2 separate regions of the Homo sapiens genome follow, and region 2 is linked to region 1. Evidence: chromatin loops called from intact Hi-C (ENCODE). Cell type or tissue: A673. All regions are shown on one strand.

Region 1 (2,500 bases):
CTAGGTAGGCTGGGTGCGGTGACTCATGCCTGTAATTCCAGTACTTTGAGAGGCCGAGGCGGGTGGATCACCTGAGGTCAGGAGTTTGAGACCAGCCTGGCAAACATGGCAAAACTCCGTCTCTACTAAAATACAAAAATTAGCCGGGCGTGGCGGTAGGGACCTGTAATCCCAGCTACTCTGGGAGCCCAGGAGGTGGAGGCTGCAGTGAGCCAAAATTGTGCCACTGCACTCCAGCCTGGGCGACAAGAACGAAACTCCATCTAAAAAAAAGTTGTGGGGAGGGGGCCAGGCGTGGTGGCTCATGCCTGTAATCCCAGCACTTTGGGAGGCCGAGGCGGTGGATCACGAGGTCAGGAGTTCGAGACCAGCCTAGCCAACATAGTGAAACCCCGTCTGTACTAAAAATATAAAAATTAGCCGGGCGTGGTGGTGCACACCCGTAGTCCCAGCTACTTGGGAAGCTGAGGCAGGAGAACCGCTTGAACCCGGGAGGCGGAGGCTGCAGCAAGCCGAGATTGCCCCACTGCACACCAGAGCCCAGGCGACAGTGTGAGACTTCGTCTCAAAACAAAAAACAAAAAACAAAAAACAAACAAACAAAAAAAACAAGTTGGGGGGAGGGCTCTAGCCATGGAGTAAAAAATACACTACACAACTTTTTTTAAGATTAGCTATAATTCTGCATTTATCTGATTTCATATCATCTAAATTCCATGTAATCTCTATTTTATTTTCATTACAAAAAATTTCAAACATATACCTAAGTATGCAGAAAATTATAACAAAGCCCCATGTACCTTCATATCCCACATCAATAATTATCAATTCATGGTCAGTTTTATCTCATCTACACCCATATCCACTTCCTCTATTTCCACCCCTCTGCCTCAGACTTATTTTTAAAATAAAGCTCAGGCATCATACAACTTCTTTGTAAATATTTCAATATGTATATTTAAACAAGGATTCTTTCTAAACACAAACACAATAATATCATTATACTTAAAAATAAATATTTCCTTAATATACAGTGTTCACATTTCCCTAACCCATAAACACTTATTTCCCTGGCTGCTACAAAGACACATATAATCAAATAGCAAAGCAGTGTCCTCTTTTGCCACTAGATGGTACTACTACATAAATTTTAGACTTTAAGTAATCCGGTTGGAGGAGACCTACTTTTTGCTGTTTTTTGTTTTGTTTTTGTTTTTGTTTTTCAGACAGACCAGGTCTGGCTCTTTTGCCCAGGCTGGAGTACAATCTTCCCACCTCAGCCTTCCAAGTAGCTGGGACCACAGATATACGCCACACCTGGCTAATTTTTGTATTTTTTTGCAGAAACAGAGTCTTGCCATGTTGCCCAGGCTGGTCTCAAATTCCTGAGCTCAAACAATCTTTCTGCTTGGCCTCCGAAAGTGCTAGGATTATAGGTATGAGCCACGGTGCCCAGCCTCCTTTTGCCTTTTTTGGGGGTAAAGAGATTAATGAACAGGAAACGTGATTCGAGTTTATATAAGGTATTACAAAGTCTAGCAAGTGATTTTGGGAGAAATAACCATTGTGTGGATTAATTTTAATCCACAGTAGGAAGTGCCAATGGTTTCAAAAGTGTCTACACAAAACAATATTCTAAGACAAAATAAATAGCTCATGGTTTATGCTCTTTCACAGCATAAAACCTTAAAAAGAGATATAATTTCATTACAGGGCTGTAATTGTTATGGTACCACATGTCCAATTCTAAGGAAATATGTTAATGGATTCACAAGATGTCTGTTGAAGCACATGCTGAGTAAAATAAAATTTATGGTTGGTTTCAGGTATATCTGAAGTGCCACTATTCCTGATGTATATAGGTTGAGCATTCTAAATCCGAAAATTTGAAGTCTGAAATGCTCCAAAGTCTTGAGCTTTCTGAGCACCAACATGACACTCAAACGAAATGCTCAATGGAGCATTTCAGATTTTGGATTTTCGAATTAGGAATGCTCAAGAAGTATAATACAAGTATTTAAAAATCTGAAAAAATATAAAATCCAAAACACTTCTGGCCTGAAGCAATTTTGGGTAAGGGATACTCAACTTGTATTATACCACACATATAAATGATCAACTAGATATTCCACTGTAGAAATTTGAGGGTGTGACTTCTATTGTCACTCTGAGAGACATTCCACTTCAGTGTGGAGATGGATCTAAGGGTAAGTTACATTGTCTCTCAAATATGAGTTTTGAATTGCTTAAGGAATTAAACAAACTTTAAAAAAGAGATCTCAGAGTTCTACACTACAAAACAGACATGTACTATCTAAACAGGCCTGCCAGGAGGAGTTCTCTGCGAAATATACCATACTAAAGTAGATGAAAGAATATTTTAATTCTGTATTTTAAAACTTTTAAAAACACATGCCAAGTATAATGATTTGAAATGTAATGTGTTGATCAATGTTAAAATACCAAACTACTCTTTTTTAACCTGTTAGGCAACTAATGC
Region 2 (2,500 bases), 550 kb after region 1:
TCTTTTCTTATTCCTGGCTTCTGGATGTTGCTCAGTTATTGGTAGTGGCTCCAGCATGAGCTTACCTTTTGTGCCACAGGTGTCTTCAGGCTCACCTTTTCATTTCAAGATTCCAAAATAGGAACACAATTCAGATATGGAATCCCATGTCAAATGCCTTAGAGTAACAGTTTTTGGAACTCTTATCTGAAACCACCCTTTGTTTTCTCTGTCTAAAGTGTATTTATTAATGTTTATCTTTCCTGATGGGTAAGCCAGACATACTTCCCAACTGCTCTGGAGGAAACTTGCCAACTTTGAGGGTGCTCAGGTGTTTCTCTTGTCTTGTCCTCTTGCCTTGCTCTGAAGTGTTCTTCTCATTGAACATCACTTTCACTTGCTGTGTGGGTTTTTTTTTTTTTTTTGAGACGGAGTCTCGCTCTGTAGCCAGGGCTGGAGTGTAGTGGCGCAATCTCAGCTCACTACAACCTCCACCTCCCGGGTCCCAGTTCAAGCAATTCTCCTGCCTCAGCCTCCTGAGTATCTGGGATTACAGGCATGCGCCACCATGCCCAGCTAATTTTTATATTTTTAGTAGAGATGGGGTTTTGCCTTGTTGGCCAGAGTGGTCTTGAACTCCTGACCTCGTGATCCGCCCGCCTCGGCTTCCCAAAGTGCTGGGATGACAGGCGTGAGCCACTGCGCCTGGCCCACTTGCCCTTTTAAGAGTCTGTCTCTCCCAGTTGACTCCTAATCTAGACTGACTCTTGAGCTGCTTGTGGGGCCACAGGTGGAAGTAGTGTGTGGTTCAGAGCTAAGTCTGTGGAGCCAGACTGCCCATCTTCAAAGCTTGCCCCACCACTCAGGAGCTGTGGGACCTTGAGAAAGGCCCATTTTTTTTAAATCTTTTAAAATGAGATAACATTGATATCTACTTCATAGGATTATTTTGAGGATACATGAGTAAATAGATGTGAAGCGCTTGTAATAGTACCTGACACATAGTAAGTACTCAATAAATATTAGTGCTTATTAATGTTACAAACTCATCTTCATGACATTCTCGGTGGTTAGTGACCGTTATGCATTGGATTGAAGGACCGTAACTATTACCCCTGCAGGAGTAGCTCCGAGGAAGACACACCTGTATGGCACATAGACCTAATTGAACAGGGCCTGTGGGCATCTGTGCATGCTGATTTCCCCTGATCATCTAAACTGCCTCCTCCTTGAGTGAGGTACATGCACACTGGAGAAGAGTTGTTCCCAGAGCCCACACACCTCACTTCTGCAGGCTTATCTACCTCTGCCCTGAGAGTGGAAGCCTGACCTCCTACATGGGCCCAGACCCTTCAGTTATCTTTATTTCGATCATGACTTCCAACATTGTGTCTGCCATGGGCTCCCTCTGCTGGTTCCTCTAGCGTGTATGCAAATCTATGGAATAACAACTTTTAAAAATTCAGTTTCAGATTTTTAGGAATGTTTGCATGAAGAACACATTTGAAAATGTCTTTTTTTTATATGTGAGTGATACAGATCACATGTATATTACTCTTTTTTTGACAGCTGCATTATGAGTTGGGATATTTTCAGGTTTGAAGTTTTTTGTTTGGTTTGATTTCAAATGGGGACTGTCATGATATGCTGAGAAACTTCTTCACAAGTAGTCATCAAAACCTGATCATTATGTTTTATATTCTAATATATGGTACTAAATATCTCAGAATATCATTTTAATAGTCTAAAGTGAATGTTATTTTAACATCTAAAGATGTGGAGACTTAGTTTTAAAGTCTGAAAAAAATAGCCTAGACTCCCAGGACATTGTTATGTTGAGGGTTTAGTACACGTTAGAAAATAGTACCTCCAATTTATTGGGTGATTCATTATTTATTTGGGGTTATAATTTATCAATAAAATGTGCCACAGTGTCCCTAAAATTGCATTTTAAAATAAGTCTTCTGTTTCTTTCATTTCCTTATCACTGTTTCCTCTCTCTTCCATCTTTCCTTCTCCTCCTCTGCTAGAATCAAACAGCATCAGTAGGATAACTGCAAACATGGAAAATGGAGAAAATGAAGGAACAATTAAAATTATTGCACCTTCACCAGTAAAAAGGTCAGTGAAGTTAACTGAAGAAACGTACAATTATATGCTGTTGTAAAAATGCTTTTTTTCTGTAGACAAGGTTAAAAATCTTTTAACTTTGATGATTAATGAATACTTTTGATCCATGGGATCCAATAAATCTCTGGGCCAAATAATACATTAAAACACCAATGAAATATAAAACATCAGGACCTGACTCTCTTATTTGAAGAAAGTGCTCTTTTTGTCACAAGGTGAACTCACAGATTGTCTGTGGTCTGCATTCTCCGCAGAAAATTAAAAATTTCTTGTGATTTTGAAAATGGCATGATATAATGGACTAACTCAGAGGGACTTGTAAAATAAAGTAGATGATATTCATGTTTAATGTACTGTGTTCATTATAGTGGTGCACTGAACTGTAGCCCTG

The links. A loop is a pair of places that touch in the nucleus more often than their neighbours do. Peaks named below come from ENCODE experiments on the same cell type or tissue, not always from the same donor. Only the 100,000 strongest peaks of a DNase experiment are listed, where the experiment ranks them.
Region 2: a loop joins it to region 1, with 3 times the contacts of the local background. A loop is called at or near these places in 5 of 110 quality-filtered maps.

Annotation. Positions count from the first base shown.
Region 1 is chr5:112,756,410-112,758,909 of GRCh38, reverse strand. The region is part of intron 2 of APC (APC regulator of Wnt signaling pathway); the gene reads right to left. Among named protein-coding and RNA genes, the nearest start is that of APC, 20 kb to the right of the region's middle. In A673, a CTCF peak has its summit at 1,124 (motif pointing right); a DNase peak (open chromatin) is centred at 1,129; H3K27ac peaks cover 494 bases.
Region 2 is chr5:112,209,492-112,211,991 of GRCh38, reverse strand. EPB41L4A (erythrocyte membrane protein band 4.1 like 4A) reads left to right here. Exons shown (of 23, transcript NM_022140.5): 13 at 2,010-2,100. Among named protein-coding and RNA genes, the nearest start is that of SNORA13, 49 kb to the right of the region's middle. In A673, a CTCF peak has its summit at 1,398 (motif pointing left); no DNase peak of the experiment used is centred here.